7 separate regions of the Homo sapiens genome follow, and all the other regions are linked to region 1. The links are chromatin loops, found by intact Hi-C in ENCODE. Cell type or tissue: mammary epithelial cell. All regions are shown on one strand.

Region 1 (4,000 bases):
AGGTTCCACGTGCGGACCAACCAGCGGCAGCCCCGCTGCGGCGCAGGCGCCTGTGCCAGATCGCAGGGCTGGCGCCGCCTACCAGCTCACAGCGCCACCTGCCGGCCGGAGAGTGCACCACCGAGAAGGCGCGTGACCCCGGAGGCCGGGGCGGGGCGCGCATTTTCAAAACCAGGCTTTGGCCCAGAGTGCTGAGAAAGGTGGGCGGCGAGAGGCTAGCTATCGCCCCACTCTGCTTCTTATGAGCGTGACTTGGCGCGTTAGCATCCCTGGAAATGACCATAAAAATCAGACCCAGGGTTCACACCTTTGGCTAGCTCGAAGGGAGGGAGATGATGGAGGCAAGTGTTACAGGTGGGCTTTGTCCCCAGGAGATGCAAGAACAGAATTCCCGGCCCCAAACCCACTTTATCTTGGTCTCTTTATGAACAAGGGTCGTTTGTTAGCCTCTATCTAAAGCGACAAAATTTTCAAGAATTGACTTGCCATTGCTTCTCAACTTAGACAGGATAGCTCCAAAATTGAAACAGGTGCAAAAATATAAGGAAGTTCTTTGTTACCTAATGCAGAAGAGTGTGGCTGAAGTCTATCAGGACTAACCATTTTTTAGGGGGTAAAAAAGGAAGATGAGAATGATTACGTATGTACAGCTCCACTATTCACTTTCACAAAAGTAAAAACTAAGAGAAGTTGGAGAAGTTTACTACCAGAAGATAGTTTTGAAAAGTTTGACACAGTAAAGAACCTGGTATAATGTAAATACTTATAATGAAGAACTATTAAAATATAAGACCGGGTAGAATTACAATAGGGCTTCTTAAAAACAAGGAGCTGCTTTTATTTATTTATTTTTTTTCGGAGTCTCGCTCTGTCGCCAAGGCTGGAGTGCAGTGGCGCGATCTCGGCTCACTGCAACCTCTGCCTCCTGGGTTCAAGCGATTCTCCTGCTTCAGCCTCCCGAGTAGCTGGGATTACAGGCGCACGCGCCACCATGCCCGGCTAATTTTTCTGTTTTTGGTAGATCCGCCCACCTTGGCCTCCCAAAGTGCTGAGATTACAGGTGTGAGCCACCATGCCCAGCCTAAACCATAAATAAATTCTAAATAAATAAATCCTGTCATATATTTTAAGATAATAGCTTGACAATTTTTCTAAAATCAGTATTTGGGGTGATTAAAGTTTATTATGTTGATGCACAAATTATTATATCTATCACAATAATTTGAAGTTATAGATGGAAGCAACAACTCACTTAAAAAAATAAAGTTTACTATTATTTGGTCTCAAATAATTCATCTATTTGAAGGATGATGATTTCAACTCTTCATATCTTCCACCTTTAGTACCCGAGGCTATTGAATGCTTAAATATTGACACATTATATTGAAATATACAACTTCCGTAGCACAACTTACTCTTTATAATTGTTTTGTTAGCTTAAAAGATTTTTATATATTTAGTTACGTATTTGTAAAAACTTTCATTTTTTTACGGTATGGTGTTGGCAAAACGGTGCAATTTACCTTGGAGTAACTAGATATGATTGATAGAGCTCTAGACTCAAAATAGTTCCAAATCTGACACCAACTACTTGTCTCCTAACTTCACAAGTCTCCTAACCTCTCTGGGATGCAGGTTACTCATATGAAATATTGAGAAACTATTCAAATAATATTTAAAAGCTGTTTTCAGTTCCTATTATCTCTTCAAATGAAAACATCTGCTAACCCCCTTTCTAGCCACTCCTGAAATTGGTAGCCATGGCCGCTTCCCGCGACAGTCCACTTGAGGGCGCTGTGGCAACAGCTAGCGCCGGGAGGCAGGAAGCCGATCGGGGGCGGGGATCGAAGGCCTCAGACGTCGACGCCGGCGTGGGCGCGAGCACGGTGCACTCTGGGAGCTGTCACTAGGCCCTTCGGCTCCCGGTCTCGGTGTAGCTGCCGTGGTTGCCAGGAGAGCTGCGCCGGCGAGAAGCGGCCGAGCCAGCAGCAGGTAAAAGCGTCCCTGCCCCCAGTGCGGCCGCTAGGCTGGTAGCCGGCTCCGAGCATCCTTCTCGGCCCGGCTAGGTCCTGAGCCGCGGGGACGCCTTGCGAGTCTGACTGCTGTGGCGTCGGGGGTGTTGCCGCTCCGGCCCCGCCAGGAGCTGCGAAGCTGGTCGGCCGCCCTCTGGTTTACGGGGAGTCGGGAGCTGCGCGGGGACTGGAGGGCCAGGGCTGGGGCCGGGGCCTGGGCCGGGCAGAGGCGCGAGGGCGGCCCCAGGTGAGGGAGGCCGGAGGCGGGGCCGGGGAGCCGGGGACAGGTCCCGAGCCTCCCCTGCTGGGGCGGAGCGGTGCGCAAGGCTGGGGCAGAGGTCGCACCTGTGCGATGGAGGCGTGCGGAGTACCCTCTTTGTTGAAGGAATCGAGGCGTTGTGCCTTCTCGGCTGGTGGGTTCTTTTAGCATTGAGGAGACACGTAGGCCCGCGATGGTTCATGTTCTCCGTGGGGCTTAGAAAGGAGTACCGAAGTTTATTAAGAGGAAGTCAGAAGAGTCAAACGGGTGTTGTTAACAATTATCACCTTTGATTCCTAAGCCTTTTAAAGTTGCAACATAACAATAGTCACTTGTTCGGGCCTCCTCCATTCCTGTACCCTGAGGGGGGCGGGGAATGGCACACAACTATTTTTCTTAAGCTAAGTAAATTGTGTTTGAACATTTTTACACTATCTTAGAGTTCTATGGCGTTTGAGAAATGTAAAGATTGGGAAAATGACTTCGACTCCAGCTAAAGCAGTCAAAAAAAATGATAATTACCAAAAATGTAGGAAACTGTTTGCCTGACAAATAGGCCCTGAACTGTAGAGAGAGAAAAATCTGTTTTGATGTTGTTGGCCATTGTCTATGCAGACATAAGTTCTCACATTTTAATTTTGTTTGTGGGTATTAATATGGTCTACAGTGAATAACATACGTCGGCATTATGTGCTAAGTAACTCACCACCTGATAGATAACACAGTGATTTAGGTGGGCCGACTGAAGTTATGAGTAAATTAAAACCACGAGTAGTCTAAATGCTTTATTTTAGTGATTACTTTCGGCCACAACTGATAACTAAATCATTCTCTGTAATTGTTAAGCAGTAGCAAATCTCCACGTGGGCTTGATTATTAGGTACCTAGTGCTGAAGGAACTAAAAACACCTGATTTAATACACAAACCAGAAAATGTGACACCATAACCCAAATCTTAAATGTAAGGTAAGTGTTGTCAGTTAAATGTTTGTATACATTCAAAGAAGTCCTATTTTGTAGTTAAAGTAAAGGAGTGAGCTCTGGCCTGGGAATGAAGAGATTAGATTCAAGTGCTTTAATCTGCTACTAACCAGGTGTGATCTCCAGGCTTCGGTTTTGTCATTGTTTAAGGAAATTTGAAAAGACCAGGGTTTTCCAAACTGATGTTTCCCCCAGAACAGTGTTCTAAAACCATTTAATAGGCTTACTTTCCCCAAAGCAGTGTTCAATGGCAAATAATTTGGGAGCACACTAGGTTAAACTAGGTTTAACTTTTTTGCTTATAAAGGCAGGACTCTTCAAAACCTTTACTGTTATGCTGATACATGTAAATCTCCAGAAGGTTATCCTAGCATTCCCAAATTTACCTGATCTATTTTCTCATGGCCAAATGGTTAACAACTCTTAGAATATAATTACATAGAATATAAATTTAAAAACTGCTGTACTTAAGCTGAGTCCTCTTCAACTGTAAAGGTCCATGCATTAGGCTTATTTTTTGGCTGTCATTTTAAACTTTTTGGAGCATGAAGATCTAGTGGCAACTCACTTGTATAAAAAAAATTATATTTTTCTTAGTAAAATATTAATGATACACTTAAGTTCCCATGAGTCTTAATGCTTTAATTATTGGCAGAAGACTTATCTTATTCTTTCTGGTTTTTTGACTTTTTTAAAACCATAATTCATGTTTTGAATTTGATGGTGGAGTGTAGTTATTGATTTTATT
Region 2 (4,000 bases), 52 kb after region 1:
TTAAAATTAATAGCAAGTTAGTTGCTTTTCTTCTATTTTGATTTTTATAAATTTACCTCTTTTAGCTAAAACCCAGATCTCCTTTAATCATTTTTTTAAACGTTGAATTAAGGATATTGGGAAAAAAGAAAAAAATTATTTCTCTTAAAAAGAAATGGAACAAAATGAGAGAAAAATTAAGATTGTTAAAGCTGGATGATTGGTAGAAAACGGTTTATTATTTTGTTTTCTGTATTTTTTGATATGTTTAAAATACTACAAGATAAAAATTTTTAAAAAGAATAAAGAGTGGATGAAGATAGTAACCTTCTCAGGAGTTTATAGTCAGTTGACAACGTTATAAATGTGAAAGACTAATGGCATATCATTTTCTTGTGTCTGTCCCATCTTGCTTCATTTTATTTGTTTTATGTCAGAATTTGCTTTTATTATATAGACAAAGAACTTTAAACTGTAAGTTAAAATAATTAAGTTATAGTTTCAGTTATGCAGCTAAATAGCCATGTTACCTAACTTTCTTCCTGTTTCCTAATCTGTAAAATGGAAGTAATATCCTGTGTTTGAAATAATCCATGAAAGTACTCCATACACCCTAATATTCTAAGCATATTTCAGGGCATTTTTTAAAGAGGAAAAAAATAATATATATTGTATATTGCTAAGTACAACCATATTCCTAACTCTTTCAGGCCACTCGACCGGATATGATCAGGATCTTGTCAGCAGCCCTTCATGTAGTGCTAAGGAGGGATATGTCTCTGAATCGAAGACTTTATGCATGGCTTCTTGGTAGGTATTTGATGTCTGTGGTCATGATTGGGGAAAAAATGGAGGGAGATTTGTCATGTATAAGTATTACCAAGTTGTATGTATGTCCTGAATTTAAAAACTAAAATCTCTTGTGTAAATGGACAATAAAAATATAAACAGTATTAGTTGTGTATTGTATGAAGAAATTTCAGCAGCTTTATATTTGAAGAGTCTATTTGAATTCATAAAGTCATGTTCCCTTGTCCTTAACAAGATGTTTTTCCCCTTACAAATTGAGATGGTTGTATATAAGTTAGTAGGCAAAGAAGGATGAGCTAATAATCAAAATACTGTCCAAAACTTTGAATTCATCAAAGGAATCAGGACTAGTACCATTGTCTTACACATCATACAGTGTCCCACTCAGGCAGTAATACATATGTACACTTTGGTCGTCCATGCTTTTTGTGTGTTTTGTCTGTCTTCACAACTCTTTACTGCCTAGAGTGAGGGGACATAATATAACTTATTGTGGATGTTCTGAGTATTCAGTTATTTCACTGTTAGTAAAATTGGCCAAAAAATAAAAAGGATAATTCTGGAAGAATACTATGATACTTATGTATTGAATTGGTTTCCCTTTATTAAACTATCTAAAATGATCTCTCTTGCTGACATTGAATGGGCTACTAATTGGTAAGTGTTTAGTGCTGTTCTGAGATTTTGCTGTTTTGGTATTTAGTGAACAACAGTTTTGAGAATTCCATTTTAAGTAATTTTGTGATTTGTTTCCATGGAGGTTTTGATAACAACGGTGCTATCATAGGACCCAGAAGCACAAGACACAGTAATCCTGAAGAACATGCCACTTACTATTTCACTACCTTTTCAAAAGAATTATTAGTCCAGGTAATGAATACTTTTATTATTCTTTGGTTACTTACTGACCACTAGAGGTAGTGAAAAAGTGTAAGACGAGGTCTTGCCTTAATTGAATTCACAGTTGAAGGGGTGGAGACAAGACTTACAAACTTCCCAAGAATTTTTATAACAAGAAAATTCCTGTAAAATGATAATCATATGTTAGACTACCATGTAAGACAAAAGACTTTTTTTCTCTTACTTTGTTGTTTTCATTACTTTATTAAAACATAGTTGTAGCTTCTCACCTGTCTGCTCAATGGAAGTTGGAGCTTTTCCAAAAATGAGTCAGGACCTGTGCTATTTCCTGTGAAGCTCTGGAGAAGTTTATTTCATATTATTTTTAATTCAATTATATTTATTTAAGATATTTGAAATAGAAGAAAATACATGGTATCTGAAGCATTTTTAAATGAGTGAGGTTATAAGAATATAGTTGTTAAGTCACTAACGGGAAAATAATTGCCTAATAGCAGACACTGCCATGATAATGTGGCATAGTTCTGAGAAGAATGATCTTAAATAGAAATTCATCTGTAGGGAAAACACTCAGCTCATGAATATATTTTTCTAAATTTTCTTTGATATTCCACTATGTCTAAAGAAAATTTAGACACTTTTTTTCTCAAGATAGATAAATAATATTTTTTTCCTAGCAGAGTAAGAAGGCCAAGGTTGGTGAAAAGGCTTCAGAAAAGCAATAGTGGGTATAAGTCTCCGTTATATATGGTTGCATTTAAAAATACTTTTTCTTAAGGAAAAAATATTTGAATATGTTTACTTAAATGACCAGTGTACTTTCCTTTTTTAAAGGCAATGGTGGGAATCTTACAAGTGAATGGATTTGGAGAAGAGAACACTCTAATGCAGGATCTAAAGCCTTTTCGCATTTTAATCAGTTTACTGGACAAACCTGAGCTAGGTAATGTATACTGTCCTAGGGCATAAGGTCATGTGTGGTACTTTTGTGTTAATAAGAAAATAAAAAGAGTCATCAGGGAAATTGTTATATTTTGAGGTGGCCTTTAAATATAAGTTCTCAACAATTTCTTAAAGTTCACTCTACAAAGTTAAGATACAGGTATTCATCCACCTGATACGTTATTATGTATCTGTCTTGTGGTATGTATGTAGCAGAAGAATCCCTTTAAAGATGCTATCTAAGCTTCTCTTAATCCTGATTGTATTACTGAAATTAAAACATTAATCCATCATGAGCAATTTATAGTTCACAGAATCCAAGGACTTGAGGAAAATATTTGAGTTATATCCCTCAGCTTTCTTCTCCACATTCCCTTTATTTTGCATGTTCTCTCTTTATCCATTGTATATTTCTTATATATTATGGCACTTGAGACAGAAATTAGTAAAAAACATAAATATTTACAGCAATAAAATGAAATCATAAAGTATGTAATTTCTTCAAATTATATACAGATGTTTTAGCAGGTGTCTTCTCACCATTTTTTAAACATGAAAAATTTAAAATATAAGAATAACTTGAATTATATAAATGGTCTTGAGAGGTGTTTTAGCTGTTATGGTAACAGATGAAGCTCAGGAATTTTTTTAAGGAAATCTGTAATAGCAAGAAAATTTAGCCTTATGCATTTTAGTATTATTTAAATTAATAGCAGTAATTACAAGTAGCTTTTGTTGAATACTTATTATATTCTAGAAACTATGCTACCCATCTTACAAATATTTTTTCTAACCCTTAACAGTCCTGTAAATTTTGGTATTATCCTCATTCTGGATGAGGAAACTAAAGCTCAAAGAAGTTAAATAACTTGTCTAATGTAACAGAACTATTAACTGGCAAAACCAATTTCTCTGATTCTGTAATTTCTATTGTGTCAACCTGCACTTTAAATATTTGTTCAGTTATGTAATATCTTATATTACCTTCTCAAAGAAGTGTGAATTTAGCTTAGCTTCTGAAGAAATACTATTTTAAAAATACTTGTTTTTAAAACATTGTTTCATTGGGCCAATTTTCAGATAAGCATGATTTGCTCATGCTGATTAATTACTGTCTTTAATTTGAATATTAATTTTAGGACCTGTAATTCTAGAAGATGTCCTGATTGAAGTGTTTAGAACATTATATTCTCAATGCAAAGCAGAGTTGGATCTTCAAACTGAACCACCCTTCAGCAAGGATCATGCTCAGTTAAGCAGGTGGATTATCAAAAAATTAAATGTGACATGAAGACATAATATGTATTCACTTAATATAAACTTGAAGTGTAATAACTTGGGATCCTACTCTATGAAGTTTGTGTTCTAATAAGTAAAGCTGATTTAATACTAGTAAAGCTGATTTAAT
Region 3 (4,000 bases), 360 kb after region 1:
TAATAATAAATTCTTGATGTAAGCATAGTAAAGGCAATAATTACTCTTGCTCAGGGATTGCTCATGCCATCTACATACTCTTAATAGACACTCTTGCCCCCAACTTGAGGAAAATCAAACAGGTTATACAACTCATGTGGTCCTTCTTAAGTGTCAACCCACAACTTGGTCATAAATTACAGTAGGCAGGTGACACATACAAGTCACAAATAGTTTTGTCACATCAAATTTTACTTTTGTTCTACTGAAAATAGGTGGCAAACCTGCAGAATAATAAAAGAAAAGAAAAAACAATCAAACTAGCAATTAAATTTATTTTAAAGAAAGAAATAAGTTGGAATTATTTACAATTTAATAATGCTACATGACGGCAGATAGCACACAGTCATAGATTTGTAAAAGGTGCCTGTCACCACACACACAAAAAAAATCACTCACACTGACTATAACTTGTTAAATAAATCATGTCTTTAAGTCATTAATATGATCAACAAATCATCAGGAACACGACAAGGAAAAAGCTGAGCTTCTGTTCTTAATGTGAAATGCAGTCCACCAAAGAGACAACCAAAATAACTAAACAAACCTCTGTGCTGACTGATGGCATTTTCAGACTCCTGAATAAATAGGAAATGTCCAAAGCGCACGCACACACACACACAAAAGGAACAATCCCGAGACAAACCTGGCTGTAAAATAAGTGTGGAAGCAAAATGATAAATTCGGAGGTATTTTTTATTTGAGAGACATCCCGAGTGCTTATATTGCATCACCAGTGAAGGAAAATGAAATGTTACCAGGATCCGAAAAGGAGTCTCTGAACAGGGTGTACACTGAATTCCCCTTTAATAAAAAGAGAGCAGCTCTAAACAAAATTTTTTTTTAACTTCCAGAAAGCCAAATTAAAAACAAAACAAAACAAAACAAAACAAAAGAAAGAAAGAAAAGAAATGGCTTTACCCACAGTCCCATGTCTGGGACAGAGTTCTTCTACCAAGCCATGCAAAGTGTCCAAGACAGAGGCCACCCACCACGCATTCCCAGACTCTTAACCGTGTCACTCCAGAAACCGAGAGGACTTGGATTTCCAGATTGCTAACGTGATCTGAAGGCACTCAGTACACGTTTCTGTCTGGGCAGGACCAGTTGAGCCACTTCTCGCCTTATCAACTTCCAATAATTGCCACACTGTGTGTGCAACCAGTAAGTGAGTGGCACATGGAGTCTGACCTGGCACTCCATTCACACACTTTGTCTGATACTACTTTCATTGTCTGGGCTCTTGTTTTTGGAGAAGAGCTGCCGAAAAGTATCACCTTTTCCTCTATCACTAACCTTTACCTTTACCTCTATCCCTAACATGGGATGCCGAGGTGCAGAGGCACCAGCACTGCCCTGCCATCACTCTAGTGGATACGGACCCGATTAGGCGTCCTTCTTCCTTCTGCCCACACCAAGGCCCCCCAGGCCGCGGCCGCTCACCGGGAACCTTCCCAGGGGAGCGGCGGAGGGGCGAGGCCATGGTGCGGGGACCTGCAAGAGGGCCCTGACCCTGATAGAGAGGGGCCGATGGGCGGCCAGGTGGGCCTGCGGGTTTACCTTGTTGAGGTGAGGGTTCCGTGTCAGCAGGTAGCCGCGCTGATGGGTGTGGCGGCGACGGGGGGCTTCGGGCTCCATGGCTGGCGCCGGGTTCGGCGGCGGGGTCAGGCCGGGGCGGGCCGCACGCGCGGTGCAGGCGGCGGATGCTGCTGGGGTGACGGTGCTGACTGCAGCTGTGGCGGCGGCGGCCGCACTGGGAAAGGCCCAGCGGCTGGGGGCGGGCGTGGGTGGCGAGAGGGGGTGGACGCGTCGGGAGGGGCCCGAGCGAAGCCGGTGTCCCCAGCAGGGCAGCCTGCGAGAAGCGCTGAGTCATGGCAGGAGATCATCCGAGCCGGCGTGTGAGGAGGAGGAGGAAGAGCGAGTCCTGGCAGCGCTGCTGGTGGCGGAGCGGGGGTGGCGGCCGGAGCCCTTGGCTCCATAGGGCCTCTGCCCACCATGGGCTTATGATCACCGCTGTGGTCGCCTCTCTCCATGTGGGCATGCCTAAACGCAGTGCACTGGGTGGCTCTGCTGACCCCAGAGACCCAGGGCGGGGGCAGGGAGCGGGGAGCGTCAGGCCAGGATCCCCCTGCCCGGGAAGGCTGGAGAAAGTGCGAGAAGATGCCAGAAGGTGCGAACCTGAGCGGTTCAGGCAGAGCCGGCGGTCGCTCAGACACCTAGGGGGATTACAGGACGGAAGGACTCGTGAGGGGTCCCCAGAACTGTTGACAGAACACCTCGACAGGCTGAGGAGAATCAGACTCGTCTCTCCTGTCTTGTTAGCGTCTTGGAAGCCCTCTTTCTACAGATCCACAACCTTCGCCGTGCCATCCAGGATGCCGGCCATGCCCGGGGCCCTGAGGCCGGAGGGAACCAACCTTGACCCAGAATGCCGAGGCCCAAGGGAACTGGGAGGAAGCCCAGAGAGGAGAGCTCAGGCGCCACACCTGTCAGTTTCTACAGATTTTCCACCGGAATTGTATTTGAATGTCAATAAGATAAGAGTCAAGGTGTTAGGGTGCAAAGGCCCAATGAACAGTCCTGTTTATCTTGTATATTATTTCTCTGGGAGTTCTAGAAACCTGATGTTCAAGAACCACTGCTCTCTCTGAATAATGATGAGTAAGCAGTCTTTCAGGCCTTCCTCCCAACCTCAGGTGATCCGCCCGCCTCCGCCTTCCAAAGTGCTGGGATTATAGGTGTGAGCCACCGCGCCGGGCCATTTTTTTATTGTTTTATTGATATTTATGCTTGGAGGTTCATGGACTGGAGGAATAGTCAGATCATAGCCAAAAGGAGTGCCTGTCTGATAAAAATAAATTAATAGCAACAGACACTAAAGCCTTCTGTGCCCCAGTTTCCTTTTCAGTTAAATAGGATTGCTAGTTTCTGTCCCATTTGTCTCTGCATACTGATATTACAAAGGATAGTGTTTGAGATTATTTGCTGATTTTATATCTCCATATACTAGACACACATCCAATCACAGTGTTTTCATTTCTAGTTATGTTAACTTTGCCTTATCAGAAAGATTTCTTACAGTAATTGTATTTTGTCCGTATTTACATTTAGAAGCTTCTTTGACCTCGCCTGAATTATCTAGAATTCGTTGTTTTTATAGAGAATATTTTCTAGGCATCACAAAGTTCTTTTTGAAAAAAATCCTTGAAGTTAAATGACACCTTTCATTGTTAATTCTATACTCCATAAATACTCAATCCTACAACATCTAAGAAAAAGGTGTACTTTACACAACTCACTCTCCTGAATTAACTGAGACACATTACAGTTAGGGTGTTTTATGTGAGAGGAAACAGTTTAACAGCTGGCATGGGAGCCAATTCAAGCTGCTTAAGAAGAAACAAAAATGTTAGTACAACAGACCCTTATTATAATAAAGTACTTATTACATGAATTTAGATATACTACCTACCTGTTCCTGTTTCTGAGATTTAATATCTACAGATAGGAAAAGTGTTATAAGTACAGGGAGTAACCCACAAAGAGTATATGGCCTCTCCCTCAAAGGCAACATTACAAGGGGATTACAATATCCTGCCAGTAGTAGGTAAAGTTCACATCTTTCATCTGTATGTTTATTTTAATTATTAAAATAACCGCCGTCATCTTGAATGAAACAGGATAAGGCCTAGCTGAAGAAGCCATTTAGTACATTCATATGTAGTTCCAAGAATACTAGAAAGAACCTATTTTTCTACATAAATGTTAGCTAGAATATCAAAATTTTCAGTCTTTTTTAAATAATAATCTCATAAGGTTAGGTTTTATTTCCAAAAACGTAGGAAAACAGATGCAGAGAAAAAAACTGCTTTAATTTGCCTTGTAACAAACTGTGGTTGCACTGTCACTCTGAAAGCAATTGGTAATGTTAAGAATGGGTATCATTCACAAATTAAGAGAC
Region 4 (4,000 bases), 150 kb after region 1:
CAACAAGAGCAAAACTCCATCTCAAAAACGAAACAAAACAAAACAAAAAACAACAACAACAAAAAAACAAGCGATTCTCCTGCCTCAGCCTCCCAAGGGTTAACAGGCTCCTGCCACCACACCCGGCTAATTTCTGTACTTTTTTAGAAGAGAAGGGGTTTCGCCATGTTGGCCAGTCTGGTCTCAAACTCCTGACCTGAGGTGATCCACCTGCCTTGGCCTCCCGAAGTGCTGGGATTACAGGTGTGAGCCACCGTGCCCAGCCGAATTCACATCAGTTCTTAAAACAATATTTATATGACTGACTTATTTTGATAAGTCTGATTTCAAAGAATATCAGAATGATTATCTCATCTCAATGTAAAACTATGCATTTATGAACAATTAAGGTTATGAATACTGTGCTGTATTATGAAATGTCTATGAAAAAGCAGGAAACAATATGTATATTTCATAATTATAATAATGTTAGAAAATAAACAAACGAAAGACTCAAAACAAACACAGGAAAAAAAATAATACTTATATTAGAAAAATAGGATATTGGTTATTTTCCTTTTCTCTATTTGTTTTCCAAAGTGCCCATAATATGGTAGTATTACTTTTTAAACAGATTTATTGAGATATAATTCACACAAAATTCAAGCATTTTAAGTGTACAACTAAATTATTTTTGTAAATTTACTGAGCTGTGCAACAATATTACCACATTCAGTTTTAGAATATTTCCATCACCCCAAAAAGATCCCTCATGCCTACTTAAGATGGCTATGTTAATTTTATAATAAAACACATTGTTTCATTACTGACATAGACTATGTGGAAATTCATCTCCTCTTTCTGCTCCCAGTTATACCATAGAAATAATCCCTTCTCCCAATGAAATCTTCACTCTCTCTGTCCTGTCAATGCCAAACTCTCTGACAGAGTGGCTTATATTTTATTGCTTTCCTAATTCTCTGCCTTCTGAACCTCCTGTACATCTTGAAATTTCTTTTGTAAAAGTCTCTGATAACTTGTTAAGTACCAAATAAAAGTCTGCATCTGTTTTTCTCTCCAGGATTTGGCTGTGTTGGTCACAATTTCCACTCCCATTCTGAAATTGTCTCTTTCCTAATTATTGACATGCTGCTCAGTTTGGAGTCTCTTAAAATCCTGACCACTTCTCTTCTTAACTGGCATCTTTCTTCTGTCTTCTAGACAGAATAATAAACTATATTCTATTCTCATTTTTATTTCCTTTCTATACTTGCTTTCTTGGCAACCTCACCCACTCCTAGATATTCACCAGTTACCACATGCAGAAGATGCCCAGGTCTTTTATCTAGCCTCTCTTTAAGTTTCAGTCATTTCTATCTACTTGATAAAATGGTACATTTGAATGTGCCATTGATACCTCAAACTTGCAGTCCACTTACATGATCTCCCTCTCTGAAGTTGGTTCTTTGTTCTAGTTTCTCAATTTCTGTGTATGCACTCTGTATTCTTCCATTATTCTAGGTGTGATATCTGAATCTTTTGGCACTCCCCTGCTGTCCCCTGCTTTTTTTCCCCTCTAATCATAAGCTAACTCTTTTTCATTTAAATCTCCAAAATGAACTTAAAATGATAATATGCTATTCAGTATATTAATAGTTTAAACTACTTAAAAACTAGCAGATACATATTAGTAGAATATATGAACATACTTTTTCATAGATAACCAAGCAGATTATTATGTAAAGGTTTTTAGAGAATTACTTCTTTTTTTAAGAGACTGCCTTCAGTCAACGAGATAAATAATGATATGTGACTCTTAAATGGTGTTGTTTAGATAACTTGCTAATAGCTTAAGCTAGTGATTTTCAATCTGGAGCAATTTGGCCCCCAAGGGGATACTTGACAATGTCTGGAAACAGCTTTGGTTGATACAACTGAGCAGATGCTACTGACATCTAGTGGGCAGAGGCCAGGAATGCTGCTGAAGATTGTACAATGCCTGGGACAGCCGCATGATGGTTATTGACCCAAAATGTCCACAACGCTGAAGTAGAGAAACCCCAATTTAAACATATAACTACTGTCATGGCTAAACTGTGTTCCTCCCACCCCAAATTCAGTGTTGAAGCCCTAACCACTAGTACCTCAGAATGTGAGTGTATTTAGAAATAGGCCTTTAAGGAGATAATTAAGTTAAAATGAGACGGTTAGAATGGTCTATAATCCAATTTGATAGGTGTCCTTAAGAGAAGAGGAAATTTGGACACACAAGCGTGTACACACACAGAGAAAAGGCCATATGGGGACACAGAAAGAGGGCAGCCATCTGCCAGCCAAGGAGAGAGGCCTCAGAGGAAACCAAACCTGCAAACATCTTTATCTTAGACTTCTAGCTCCCAGAATTATGGGAAAATAGTTTTCTGTTGTTTAAGCCACACAGTCTGTGGCTTGAATATTTAAAAACAGTTACTACATAACCGTGGTATGTAGTTATCCCAGCCCAAGAAAACTAATACAATTACACTGCAAAAAAAGTCCACTTATCTTCCAGTTTAGTTACAGAAAATTTCTCTGCCTTTGGGTTCTTCTTGGCTAACTCCTTCAGTAGCTCATCTGCCACCCAAACAGCTTTCAAGTTCTTTGACCTCTTTATTTTGCCTTCCGCCCAGTATTATCAGTTGTGATCTGTCATTTATGATGCCACACATCATAGTGACATGGATATGGAAGGTGGTTCAAGGTCTAAATGTTACTCTAACATATCTGTAATATTTTGGTTAATTATCACTAATGTGATATAGAAAAGAACAACTTTAAAAAGGTGAAATGGGAGAAATCTGGCTGACAGGAAGCCCTAATGAATTATTTAAATTTTAGGAGAAAAAAAGAACGATAGAGAGGGAAATTAATTATTCGGCCCAATACTTCCATTCTTCTCTGAGAAGCAAATGTAGCTCCTAAGCTCTACAGTGTCAGTGTGCCTCATTTCTCTGACTTCTGACATAGTAAGTTGATACAGATATACATTTCAAGGAAGCAGATTTTTAATATTTAAAAATGCATATTTAGCAAGAAAAGGAAGGAAAAATAATGAAGCTTGAACAAGAGTGGTTTTACCTTTTCTGCAATTTTCAGAGAAACATCTCTAATGGTATTCAAAGGAGGATAAAGCCGACCCTCTTCCAAGTGTTTATCTGACACTTGCTGAGCTATAACCTTATGAAAAAAAGAAAGAAAAAAAGTGTTTATACTTCACACGATACAATGTGGTGGGTACGCCAATAACTAAGTGAACGGTTACATATAATGGTCTATACAAAAACCAGTGACATTAATATGATTACCTAATTTCATCCCCACTTCTATCAACAAAGAAATAAGCCCAGAGTGGTGTGGTGGTGGTTGAGATCACATAATTGGTGAAAAAGATGGGAATAGAATCTAGGTTTCCTTTTAGTCCACTTCCTTTTCTATTGTACCATGAAATGCTAGATACTTTCCAATTGATACATTAGGGGAACAAGGGAAAAGAAAAGAAAGAAAGAGGAAGATGATAGAGTAATGAAAATGGATCCTGAAAGCAGAGGAGGACAGCTATCCAAGGCTAAGCATGCCATTACTCCCAGCTCTGAGTCATATTCTTGTGCAGGAGGTAGAGCAAAAGGCTGAGAAAGCTAGTTCAGAGTCTCACTACAAATAGGATTTTAATTTTACACAGACTCTGGATTATCTAAATCACCTAATTAGCCTCAACATTTACTGTCCCCAAACCATTCCCTAGTTCCAAATCAAACAGTGTTAAATTTTGTATTGAACCCTAAGGCAGAGAGGGAGACTCAGTAACCCTGATGTTCTCTCCAGCTCTAAGACTTTGATTAAATTTCTAGATGGGGGCAAATCTAAATCAGCTTATACCTAGGCCTTTGTTCCATGAAAATGTGGATGCAGAGAGGGAGTAGGAAACCTTCCTCTTTTGTAACATTTTAAATAATCAAATACTTATTTTTCAGTATATCTTAAT
Region 5 (4,000 bases), 350 kb after region 1:
TTGGTATTTAATAGATTGTAATAAGCCATACACTAGAAATTTAGATGCACACTTCACCAACAAATATGACTGAATAGCAACATAAGACTAAAGGGTATACCATTTGTCAAGTTTGAGTCACAAGTAGATATTATTTAACACTTGATTTTGAGCAAATATTTAAGGTGTTAAGGGTTAAATGGAGATTTGCCTCAATTATTGCATCTGCTAAATAAGACTAATCAACTATTTACTGAACACATAGTACATGTTATGTGTGTTTCACTGGGTTGTTGGGAAGAAAAAAATGAGACCAGGTGTTTTTGCATCCTACGTAAATTATAAAGTGTTATATAAATGCTTATGGTACAAAGTTTTAAAATAAAGTCACTAATATGCACATGCTACATGAATATTGACTTTTATTCTTCACATTTCAGTATTGTCTGAAAGCCTCTGAGTTTAAGAATCAGTTTTCAGAGACCAAGGTCAGTGCTTCTGGTGAAGAACCAATTTAGCCCCCTATCAGAGGCTTTTAACTTAAAATTCACAGACCTAATCACAGATCCTCAAGGTATGGATGAGTAATTAAGGAGGCCTGAACTTGGACATCTTTTTCACAAACTCTATGAGATTTAGTATTTCCTTCCATTTTAAATGAAATAAACAAGAGACATAATAGTAGTTCCTGGCCAGGCACAGTGACTCACGCCTCTAATCCCAGCAGTTTGGGAGGCCAAGGCAGGAGGATCGCTTGAGCTCAGGAGTGCGAGACCAGCCTGGGCAACATAGTGAGATCCCCATCTCTACAAAAAAAAAGTAGAAAAAAATTAGCTGGGTGTGGTGGCATGCACCTGTAGTCCCAGCTACTTGGGAGGCAGAGGTGGTAGGATGTCTTTGGCCCGGGAAGTCAAAGCTGCAGTGAGTCAAGATCATGCCACTGCACTCCAGGCTGGGTGACAGAGTGAGATTTGTCTAAAAAAAAAAAAAAAAAAGTAGTTTCTGTGTCTTTGTCATAATAGAAATAACAATTATTTTTATGCCATGTTACATCTGTGGCATGTATCTGGAAATAACATTCATGTTCTTCATTACTTTGAAATTACTGTAGCTTTAGATCTGCAATAAGGTTTTGTTTTGCTTTGTTTTGCTTTGTTTAGAGACAGTCTGTTGCCCAGGATAGAGTGCGGTAGTATAATCATAGCTCACTGCAGCCTCGAATTCCTGGGCTCAAGCAATCCTCTTGCCTTAGCTTCTTGAGTAGCTGGAACTATACGCATACACCACCACATCTGGAAAAAAAATTTTTTTTTGAGACAGGGTCTCACTATGTTGCCCTGATTGATCTCAAATTCCTGTCCTTTGTCCTCAAGCAGTCTTCCTCCCTTGGCCTCCCAAAGTGCTGGGATTACAGGAGCCACTGTGCCTAACTAACATGTTTTTTTTGTTGTTTTTTGTTGTTGTTGTTGTTGTTGTTGTTTTGAGACGGAGTCTCACTTTGTCGCCCAGGCTAGAGTGAAGTGGCGTGATCTCGGATCATTGCAACCTCCGCCACCCAGGTTCAAGCCATTCTCCTGCCTCAGCCTCCTAAGCAGGTGGGACTACAGGCGCGTGCCACCATGCACAGCTAATTTTTGTATTTTTAGTAGAGACGGGGTTTCACCATGTTGGCCAGGATGGTCTCGATCTCTTGACCTTGTGATCCACCCGCCTTGGCCTCCCAAAGTACTGGGATTACAGGCATGAGCTACAACGCCAGGCCCAACTTTTTTTAATAACATGAACAGGCACACAGGCCAGTCATGCAGACAACCTTGATATTGATCTCTTTAAAAAATAAAACTTTACTTTAAATTGCCCATATTTAAATATATTATCTTGCTATATGAGTCTTCAATAAAGAGGAATATATCTTACAATACACACTTGTAAATATATTTGTTAATATTTTGATACCTATATTTAATTACAAGTGGTTTCCTTTGTAATATTATGTATACTGTTTATTTAAAATCATTGATTTAAGGAGACCACAGACTTCATCAACTTTCCAACTTTTGTGCCTTTGGCACAAAATATGTTGAAAACTGTTGCAGAGGACTGTTTCAGTTTCTTAAGGGATATATACCTCAGACATGATATTCCCAGAAACACCACAAGATGGCTTTCTTGCTTCAGATCCACTGTGGAGATTTGCAGAAATGTTTTCTCTCTGCTTTTACAGTTACTTTATGGGCGGTTGTGAAGCTCGCTGTATTGGTCAGTTTTCCTAAGAAACTGAACCTTTATATATATGAAGAGATTTATTATGAGAGAAATAGTATAATTGGCTCACATGATTATGGAGGCTGACAAGTCCAAAGACCTGCTGCCAGCAAGCTAGAGACCCAAGAGAGCCAATGGTAATGGTGTAGATCCAGTCTGAAAGCCAGGAGGTTCAAGACCCAGGAAGAGCCCACATTTTAGTTTGAGTCCAAGGGCAGGAAAAATTTGATGTCCCAGCTTCAGGACAGTCAGGCAGGAGAAGTTCCCTCTTACTCAGCTTTTTCGTCCTTTAACTGATTGGATGAGGCCCACCCACATTAGGGAGGGCAATCTGCTTTACTCAGTTCAAATGTTCATCTTATCCAGAAACACTCTCACTGACACTACAAGAGTTACAAGAGTAATGTTTGAACAAATGTCTGTGCACCCTGTGGCTTAAGCAAGTTGACAGATAAAATTAATCATCACACTCACAGATATCATTGAGTGAATGCTTACAATGCATACAGGAACTACCCCAACGAAACAGTGGCTTGTCAGGTATGATCCATAGTCTCATTAGGCTTACAATATAAAGAGCTTAACAGGATATTATATGAAAAGCTACACAAATAACTATAACAATTGTGATAAGTACAGGGAAAAGAAAAGGAAGAACTTAATTTAGACAGTTAGAGAAATAGTTCACTGAGGAGTAATGTCAAAATGCAATCTGAAGGATGACTAGAAAGAGTAGCAGTTGACCAGGTGAAAAGTTGGGGGTAGGTAGAGAAGAAACAGCATGTATATAACCCCTAATGCAGAAAAGCTTGGCTTCTCAGGGAAAGCGTAGGGAAGGAAACTGCACCAACTGTGAGAAATGATAAAAGATGAGCACTAGAAAGAAAGGTACGAACCTGAGTGGGCAAGTCCTAGTTAACCAGGTAAGAAGTTTCAAACATTATCCTAAGTATGGGAAGCCCCAGTACCTTTCCTGACTAGTTATTCCATTTCATAAAAATGTTGTGAGTTTAGCAATAGCCAACCCGCATGTTTATCACTCACCGTATTAAGGAATCCACATACTAAGGCTAGCTCAGATTTTAAAAAAACAAAAGGTGGTGGGTAGAACAATGCTTCAGAACTAGTTTCAGACTACCAGGCAAATCATAGATGGCTCAACCTGATATCATGATTCTTAATCTGTTTTCGGTGTCTCTATAAAATTCACATACATACTCCCACCTGAAACATTTTTCTTTATAACATTATCTCCTATCTACCACACTAAGGGCATATCTGATTCATGTCCTGTATCAATAACATTTTAACTTATGAAAATTAACTTTAAAAAATACTTCATACAATATCTCTAGTATATAATGAAAACACTGGTCACTGGCAACAGTGGTTGCCTTTAGGGAGGGGAACCAGCTAGCCCAGACACAGAAGTGGCAGACATACTTTTCACATTATTATATCTTATTTTTATAAAGCGAATCTATAAGACTATTTTTAAAATATTAAGAACCATTCACCTCAATTTTCAAGAATATTACATTCATATTTAATATTTTCATTTATTAAATCTCATTCCTTTTGCTTCTGGCAGCTCTGGCTATGGTAGAGACTGCTAATTGCCTACGACAACATCTATTTCCCTCTTCCTTTCCAGGAACAGAATCCTAATATTATTTGGGGTGGCAATGCATTAAATAAAAGACATTTCCTGACTCCCCTGTAGTTATATGTGACCATATGACAGAGTACTGAACAA
Region 6 (4,000 bases), 100 kb after region 1:
TTCAAGGCTCTAGTCTCCTTTGCAAAACTTCTTGAGCCATCACGGCACTGTATGTTCATTAGCAGTTCCTGGGCCAAATGCATTGTTGATGTTGTGTGTTGTCTCTGCTGCTTTATAACCTATTTTGAACTCAGAAAATCGCTAAATTTGATTTTTGTCTAACATCATTTCCATAGTCTAAAATAAATATAAACAGCAATAAGTCATTAGCAAAAAAAAAGTGAGAAATATGCTTAAAATGATGTATAACATAACCACATTTATTTAAGAATGTACTCCAATATAAAACGGCAAATTTCAACAATGCAAAAACCGCAATTACGTTTGCACCAACCTAATATTTTCCTTTTTCAGGATTTTACTTTAAAATAAGCAATAAGCTTGAGAGCACATAGAAGAAAATAAGCTGGATTTTGCATCTGCTTGACCCACTAGGAAACTAGTGATATTAAATTATTAGGTAAACAATGAAAGTTTCTGAGCAACATCTGATCTTAGAAGGCAAACTCCATTTGTTAATATGACAGATTGTAATTCTGCTTCCTAAGTCTTCATGATTTCTTCCTTCTGTCTAGTTCATTGCTTATTTTCATTCTTTAGTGTGGAATTGTATCTGTGATTCTGCCCAAGTTCAACCAACCTGTTCTCTCTTATCTTTCTCTAGACAGAATGATGTCTGTAGCTGTGTTTGTGTAATTCAGGTGGCTTCTCAAACTAGCCTCTTAATACCCAAATTATTAGTCTTTATATTTAGTTGACAGAGTTTTCACATACCTTCTCATTTGACTTCTCTACTAAAAGGTAGTTTTAGACTGTCCCATTTTATAAGTGAGGAACCTTTGTATATCCTGCCCAAGGGTGCCGTAAGTATGGCAGAGCCAGCACACTAACTCAATTCCTTTGACTCCAGGTCCAGCTTTCCTCCCTATGTTGTTTAGCACAACCCAGAAGGAGACAGCAGTGTCTCCTGAGGGATCCCTTCCTTTCTCTGTGATGCAGTACTGACAGTAATTATTCACTTTGGACACTGCTACCATCATGGCAAATTTAGGCCATTTAGATAAAAGGGAATTAACTAATTATAATAAAAGGGGATATATTATGAAATGTATAAAGCACTTTGTTCCTTTTTTCTGTAGTAATTTTGTGACCTAGTCCTTGGTTACAGTAGTGAGGGTTCAGAAACCTGGGAGCTTTTTGAGTAAATACAAAGCACAACATAAAACTTTTATGTTTGACTCTATTCCTGTTCAAAGCTATTTCTGTTAACTAAGCTTATCTGCGCATTCTAGTTGGGAACTATTACTACAATGTTAGACTGCTCCATGTAAAACTAATAAATGGCAGTAAAAGGTCTCAGAAGCACCAAGGGTTTTGATCAGGTCAGGAGTTAGAAACTTAATGTCATTTGTATTCATTTCTTGACCAATTGCCAAAGTTTATATATTTTTAATTTTTCTAACATACCACATTGTCTGTTGTATTAATACCAGTTCACTTTTTGTTTTCTGCAGAAAAATCCAGAGGAAGACAACTCAGGGAGAACATTGGGTTGGGAGCCAGGGCACTTGCTGCTCACCATCTGCACCGTGCGCAGTATGGAGCAGCTCCTGCCGTTCTTCAATGTGCTCAGTCAAGTCTTCAACAGCAAAGTCACAAGCCGATGTGGAGGACACTCAGGGAGTCCTATCCTCTACTCAAATGCCTTCCCTAATAAGGACATGAAACTGGAGAACCACAAACCATGTTCCAGCAAAGCCAGGCAAAAAATAGAAGAGATGGTAGAAAAAGATTTTCTGGAAGGGATGATAAAAACTTGAGCACCATTGCTGGTTCCATTTAGCTTACATGTAAATGTAATTATTTAAAACACACACACTGCTCTGCGTTGTATAGTTTTTCCTTTTTTGTATGTAACAGAACACATTTCAGATTGTATTTAATTTAAATATTTGTATATAAGAGCAAATGTCTGAATGTGGCCTGAATCAAGTTTAAATATTGTTGGCTCATACTGATTATGGTGCCTAAGAGAGCTATATATATACACATGTAAAGTCCATTGTTTTTATTGTCCTGAGTTGTCTTAAACCTGCAAAATATACACTACCCATTTTTTTTTTCCATTGGTTTCAGACTTGGTTCAATTAAGATTGGTTGGGGATTTTTCTCTTTTCCTTATTAACCATGTTCTGGTATCAGAATGGTGTTCCTTCTCCATCAGAGGCTGGGAAACGTATTATAATTAGTTTTTCTCCCACATACCTTCACCAAGAGCAGTGAAGAATAACTGAAGGCTGGACCATGCATCCTTAAAAGTATTGCATGAGCATCTCCACCTCAGTATGGAAGAGGGATGGACAACCCCCTATTCATACCTCTGAGTTCCTGATGGCATTAGTCATATAGGTAAGTCATCTAATAATCTTTCTTAAGACTCTGCAATGGAAAAACTGGTTGTATAAAGTCTTCTCTGCCCTCTCCATTTGTATCAGCAATGGGGAATGCTGCAAAACATCATCTTGCTCATGTGATGGTGATGGCAAAGATATCACAAGGAGTTGGTAATAAGATTTAATTTTCCAGTAGCCTGCATGAATTGTTCCCCACATAAAACTGTACAGTTAGTGACTGAATTGTATACTTAAGTCCCAGTATTTTACATTAGTGAGACTGAAATTAGAGGTAAATTTCTTTAACAAGTGTAAGGCTTACCTATTTATAAAGAATTATTCTGTTAGTGTTTAAGAAAAACAGATCTAGAGACAATCCAGTAGGCTGCATTGTAAACATTATGATTATAAATCTCTTAGTACTGCCATTATTATTGACAGTTTTGTAAAGACTTGTAAAAAGTCCAGTTTCTCAGGAATATGAAAATTATCTTCAGAAACCTGGTTGGGGCCTTTCTCCAATTCCTCCAGCCAGCTGAAATACTGCCAAGCTCACTTCATGTGCAAGGTGATCTGCACTTTCCTGCAAATTACATTAAAAGAGATTAGATGAGAAAGACATAGCATGTGTCTAACATGGGCAAGACCATGTTACTTGGAACTCTGGGGAAGAGAGGGGTGATTCTTGATTTTGTTTCACTAACAAATTCTAATGAAAACCTTTTTTCATCTTTCAGTAACAAATTCCAAAGCCCTTAAATAAACGGAAAACAGACCAAATTCTTCTAAATAAGGTAAGTTTTTAATCAATTCAGATTATAAAAATAGCTATCATTCCACAACTGAAAAAATTCAATAAAACTTTAATCCACAATTGGCCTAACAGTAAGTAAGTACTAATGCCTCTGTTGCCATCTCCTCATCCATCATGGATATTCATTAGACTCTGAGATGGCTTAAGCTTCTGCAGGAAAGCTGCCAAATGTCTCCTCCTGATTCCCTATTCAGCGCACTCACTGTACTTTGCCCTGGCTTTGCACACACTTTAAGGAGTATGTGAAGAGGCCAAATAATAAAAATCCAGACCACAAGTCTTGACCCCTGTCAGGGAAACAGGCACAGAGTAAGGCTGTCATTTAAAGGAAATATTTTGAAAAACAAATCAAGAGTCCAGAATGCTATCAGTTGACTTAGAAATGAACTACAAAGCTGGTTGTTTTCATGTCACAAGAGTATATTTTTAAAAGAAGAGAAAAGGATCATCTACCTTATAGTGCATAAACTAAGTATTTATTAGTTATTCCTGCCATGGTTAAAAATATGACACTTTCAGGAAGTCTAGAATAAGTCAAAAATATTTGGGGAAATAAACTAAGTGGGTCTAATTTTGTTAAATTGTATAATTACTGCTGGTGAAAATAATTTTGTAGTCTTAATGTGAACCTAAAAGGCTCAACAAAATAAAGCCTTAATCATCATAGTGAGATTCTAAAAACCATTAAAATAGTTTGCCTGCCCATCACCTAATATTAGGCTCTTTTTCAATAGAACTATCCCAGCTTACTTGTGAGTCTGCTTCTGCATATACTCGGACGACATCTTCTGTA
Region 7 (4,000 bases), 450 kb after region 1:
AAAAGTGTGTGGGGTGGTGATGGTGGATGAAACATTGGCAAAATATTGACAATAGTTGAAGCTGGTGATGTGCACATGGGGGTTGTACTTTTCTCTCAACTTAATACTTTTCTCTGTGCTTTTGTGTAGTCTTGAAATTTTCTATAATAAAAGGTTTTTTAAAAAGTTGTAGAAACACTCCCGCTTGATTGCTCTGACATTTTTACACTGTCCTTGATTTGAAAAGAAGCTGCTTGCTGTGTCTAGGGGGCTTTCACCCCTTATTAACCCTTCTGACTTCTGAAATTCATTCTTATTTTATCCGAAGTACATTTGTCTCCACAGAGGATTATAAAAGTCATATTTTGCTGGCTGGAGAATTATACTTAGAATCTGGTTTATAATTTAGAAGAGAGAATGTTAAAATCCCTGCCAAATAAGACATGTAGGCTTGAAGGTAGAGGCCAAGTATCATATGGAATTTTATTTTTATTAGGAAATATTAGAGGAGTTCCTTTAGTGAGGGAAGTGGTAGATGTGGATACTGTACCCCATTTTTCTTCCAGATAGCTGGGAAAACTGCATGCTTTTAAGAAGCTTTTTCACGTTTTAAAATGTGAGACTGTTTAGCATATACTTGGCATACAGTATGTGTTCATTAGATGTTAAAATAAGCAATTGCTAGTGTGAGTTAATTTTCTCCATTGGGTAAATGATTTTCCTCTGCCCAATGCTCAAATATCAAACAAGCATATTGCATTTTAACAGTAGGATCAGACTCAGAATTTGGGAGGATAGAGCTACTTTACCTTAGCACTGAGGTAACTTTGCAGATGAGAAATCTGAGATGGAGAGGTTAGGAAACAGTAAAGTTAAGTTAGTAGTATGCAAGCTATTATTTTATAACTAAAAAACGTTAAGCTTCGTATAGGTAAAACTGATGTGGGTTAGCTAAAAACATTGTGACCATAGATGCTTTAAAACCTGAAAAGTAGCATACCTATTTATAGATATTCTTTGCTCTCAAAGGCCAACTTGAAAAATACAGATAAGTCTAGAGCTATATGCTGTGCACTTCATAAGGCAGCATATGAAAGAGTCCTCTTGGGGTTCCTTTAATGTCATTCACCCAAAATTTGATTTATCCATAGGATTGCACAAATTGAGATGTACAGGTCATGGAAAAATAGCCCCCAAACAAAGGGAGGTTTTGTTTTTTATTGTGATGAGAAACAGAAGTTGTGGGTTACTGTAAAATAATCAACTGTGTAACTTTACCATCTTCCTTTCCCTCAAGTACTGCCAAACTTTTTAAGCAGACATTTTTTTGGTCTCCATTTATGAAACTAAACTTGAAAATAGTGCTATGGTATGATATTTTGAATAGAAATTGGCCCACTGTCAATGAACTTTCTTGCCATTTATTCTCAGCCTAGAATCAGTGGAGAGCTTATCCTTTAGTAATGGATTATAAAGTATTTGATAAACGTGAAATATTTGGCAGGTTCAAGATTTTCCTTAGCATTGAAATAAATTGTGGCACATTTGGGGGACTAGTTAACAGTGCTGTAGGTCATGCTGGAAGTGTGCTGGCACTACAACTGTTTTTGAAAAACTATCTGCCAGAAAATTGTCTGACTGTAGACAGCATTATCAGCCCTCAGTTCATCAGGATGGGCTCTGTGGCCTGTAGGTAGGTGGGTTTTCTAAATATAATAAATTTCATATGTCTCCCTATGTCACAGCCATTTAGTATATTATTAGCCAGTTAAAAGTTTTGCCCCTGCTGAATCTTACATGCTTTTAAAATAAAATCTATTTCACAGCTGAGTAAGTGTAAACATTTTAAATACCTGCGTTAGATTTGCCATCACCAGGCTAATTTTGCCATCTAGTGGTAGCAACATGGATAACAGGCAAGTTCTTCCCTGGATGACTAGGAATTGAACCTTCCTGAGAAGCATTGATGAGTAAATTACTTGTGTTTTCTCATTTGTGGTTTACTCTAGAACTTTAAAGCTGGAAGAAATCTTAGAAATGTTCTAGTCCAACTCAACAGTTAAGGACTATCAGAGAGATTCTTTAAAATAAAGGCTTCGAAATGCATGGCGGAGTTAGCAGGTGGTATGCATTTGTTGAATAGACAAATTTATCTATCCTGTTCTAATTCTTGTTTTTCCTCTAGCAATATTGCATCCTACCACTATGAAGTTTTATCGTGATCTTCTGTTTTTAGTTTTAAAATTGCATTTCTGTATATTATTTCTTAAAATAACACATTTTCATTTATATTTTAAGTCCCAGAAGGAAACATTCTTTTCTACTGTTTTTGTTTGTTTGCTTTGAGACAGGGTTGCCCTGTCTCATTCTAGTTGTCCAGGCTGGAGTGTAGTGACACAATCACAGCTCACTGCAGCGTCCACCTCCCAGCTTAGGTGATCCTCCCAACTCAGCCCAGAGTAGCTGGGACCACAGGCATGCGCCACCACACTTGTAGAGACAGGGTCTCCCTATGTTGCCCAGGCTACTCTCAAACTCCTGGACTCAAGTGATCCTCCCATCCCAGCCTCCCAAAGTGCTAGGATTACAGGTGTGAGGCACCGCGCCCGGCCCTTTTCTACTTTTTAATCACTCCCTACTACTACTACTTCTCTTTTCTTTTTTTTGACGGAGTCTCGCTCTGTTGCCCAGGCTGGAGTGCAATGGCGTGATCTCACCTCACTGCAACCTCTGCCTCCCGGTTCAGGGGATTCTCCTGCCTCAGCCTCCCCAGTAGCTGGGATTACAGGTACACAACAGCATGCCTGGCTAATTTTTGTATTTTTAGCAGAGACGGGGTTTCACCACGTTGGCCAGGCTGGTCTGGAACTCCTCACCTCAAGTGATCCGCCCACCTAGGCCTCCCAAACTGCTGGGATTACAGGTGTGAGCCACAGCCTCCGCCACTCCCTACTACTACTTTCTTTCTAAACAGTCAGGCAGACTGTTGTAAAAACTCGATTCTCACCTTTGTAAGTGTAGCAGTTTCCTACTGCTGCTGTAACAAATTACCGAAAACTCAGTGGTTTAAAACAACACAAATTTATTATCTTATGCATCTGGAGATCAGAAATCTAAAGTTTTGGCTGGGCACGGTGGCTCACGCCTGTAATCCCAGCACTTTGGGAGGCCGAGATGGGCGGATCACGAGGTCAGGAGATCGAGACCATCCTGGCCAACACGGTGACACCCCATCTCTACTAAAAATACAAAAAAAATTAGCCGGGCATGGTGGCGGGCGCCTGTAGTCCCAGCTACTGGGGAGGCTGAGGCTGAAGAATGGCGTGAACCTGGGAGGCGGAGCTTGCAGTGAGCCGAGATCACGCCATTGCACTCTAGCCTGGGCGACTGAGAGAGACTGCGTCTCAAAAAAAAAAAAAAAAAAAAGAAATCTGAAGTTGTATTGTGATCTTCTGTTTTTAGTTTTAAATTATATTTCTTCATATTTTTCTTAAAACAACACATTTTCATTTATGTTCCTCCTTCTGGAAGTTCTAGGAAATAATTTTCCTTACCTTTTTCAGCATCTAGAGGCCACTCATATTCCTCAGCTCATGATCCTGCATTGCTCTGGCCTCCGCTTACATCTATCAGCTCTTCCCACTCTTAACCCGTCTGCCTCCTTCTTATATGAGCCCCTATGATTGCATTGGACCCACCTGGATAACCCAGAATAACCACTTCACCTTAAAATCCTTAATGTAATCGTATTTGTAAAGTCTCTTTTCTTGTGTGTGGGAAATATTCACAGGTCCTGGGGATGAGGATATTTGGCATACCACAATGAGGCAGTTAGAGATGTATGAAATACCTTGTAAATATCTACCTGAGTGTTGGCTCCCCCTGTTTGATATGAAAAACATTGGCTTTAATCTTTGTGGAGTGCTTACTGTGCTCTGGGCATTGTGCTTATCATATTAGTTTCTCACAAAAATATTCTCAAATATTATCTCTATCTAATAAATGTGGGAAATAATGTCTA

The links. Peaks named below come from ENCODE experiments on the same cell type or tissue, not always from the same donor. Only the 100,000 strongest peaks of a DNase experiment are listed, where the experiment ranks them.
Region 2: it touches region 1 in a loop (9-fold over the local background); 18 of 110 quality-filtered maps call a loop at or near these places.
Region 3: a loop joins it to region 1, with 12 times the contacts of the local background. A loop is called at or near these places in 10 of 110 quality-filtered maps.
Region 4: a loop joins it to region 1, with 20 times the contacts of the local background. A loop is called at or near these places in 80 of 110 quality-filtered maps.
Region 5: it touches region 1 in a loop (9-fold over the local background); 13 of 110 quality-filtered maps call a loop at or near these places.
Region 6: a loop joins it to region 1, with 4 times the contacts of the local background. A loop is called at or near these places in 2 of 110 quality-filtered maps.
Region 7: a loop joins it to region 1, with 16 times the contacts of the local background. A loop is called at or near these places in 70 of 110 quality-filtered maps.

What each region holds. Positions count from the first base shown.
Region 1 is chr6:83,065,788-83,069,787 of GRCh38, forward strand. It overlaps UBE3D (ubiquitin protein ligase E3D), which reads right to left and starts at 54. Exons shown (of 10, transcript NM_198920.3): 1 at 1-54. It overlaps DOP1A (DOP1 leucine zipper like protein A), which reads left to right and starts at 1,884. Exons shown (of 39, transcript NM_015018.4): 1 at 1,884-1,992. RefSeq lists enhancers at 1,693-1,762, 1,793-1,942 and a silencer at 2,113-2,382. In mammary epithelial cell, CTCF peaks have their summits at 119 (motif pointing left) and 1,784 (motif pointing right); DNase peaks (open chromatin) are centred at 54 and 1,874; H3K4me3 peaks cover 2,395 bases; H3K27ac peaks cover 2,127 bases.
Region 2 is chr6:83,118,199-83,122,198 of GRCh38, forward strand. DOP1A (DOP1 leucine zipper like protein A) reads left to right here. Exons shown (of 39, transcript NM_015018.4): 8 at 690-789; 9 at 1,550-1,659; 10 at 2,485-2,593; 11 at 3,732-3,852. Among named protein-coding and RNA genes, the nearest start is that of DOP1A, 53 kb to the left of the region's middle. In mammary epithelial cell, no CTCF peak of the experiment used is centred here; a DNase peak (open chromatin) is centred at 1,913.
Region 3 is chr6:83,429,278-83,433,277 of GRCh38, forward strand. ME1 (malic enzyme 1) reads right to left here and starts at 1,774. Exons shown (of 14, transcript NM_002395.6): 1 at 1,600-1,774. The coding sequence starts at 1,677. RefSeq lists enhancers at 988-1,257, 1,878-2,047, 1,990-3,189 and a silencer at 1,478-1,667. In mammary epithelial cell, no CTCF peak of the experiment used is centred here; DNase peaks (open chromatin) are centred at 1,144 and 1,844; H3K4me3 peaks cover 2,054 bases; H3K27ac peaks cover 2,002 bases.
Region 4 is chr6:83,213,402-83,217,401 of GRCh38, forward strand. ME1 (malic enzyme 1) reads right to left here. Exons shown (of 14, transcript NM_002395.6): 13 at 3,097-3,195. Among named protein-coding and RNA genes, the nearest start is that of RWDD2A, 22 kb to the left of the region's middle. In mammary epithelial cell, a CTCF peak has its summit at 1,936 (motif pointing left); no DNase peak of the experiment used is centred here.
Region 5 is chr6:83,415,938-83,419,937 of GRCh38, forward strand. The region is part of intron 1 of ME1 (malic enzyme 1); the gene reads right to left. Among named protein-coding and RNA genes, the nearest start is that of ME1, 13 kb to the right of the region's middle. In mammary epithelial cell, a CTCF peak has its summit at 2,142; no DNase peak of the experiment used is centred here.
Region 6 is chr6:83,166,348-83,170,347 of GRCh38, forward strand. It overlaps DOP1A (DOP1 leucine zipper like protein A), which reads left to right. Exons shown (of 39, transcript NM_015018.4): 39 at 1,515-2,124. The coding sequence ends at 1,820. It overlaps PGM3 (phosphoglucomutase 3), which reads right to left. Exons shown (of 13, transcript NM_015599.3): 12 at 3,958-4,000; 13 at 1-2,976. The coding sequence ends at 2,887. Among named protein-coding and RNA genes, the nearest start is that of PGM3, 25 kb to the right of the region's middle. In mammary epithelial cell, no CTCF peak of the experiment used is centred here; a DNase peak (open chromatin) is centred at 2,384.
Region 7 is chr6:83,513,191-83,517,190 of GRCh38, forward strand. All of the region lies in intron 1 of PRSS35 (serine protease 35), which reads left to right. Among named protein-coding and RNA genes, the nearest start is that of PRSS35, 2.7 kb to the left of the region's middle. In mammary epithelial cell, a CTCF peak has its summit at 1,872 (motif pointing left); no DNase peak of the experiment used is centred here.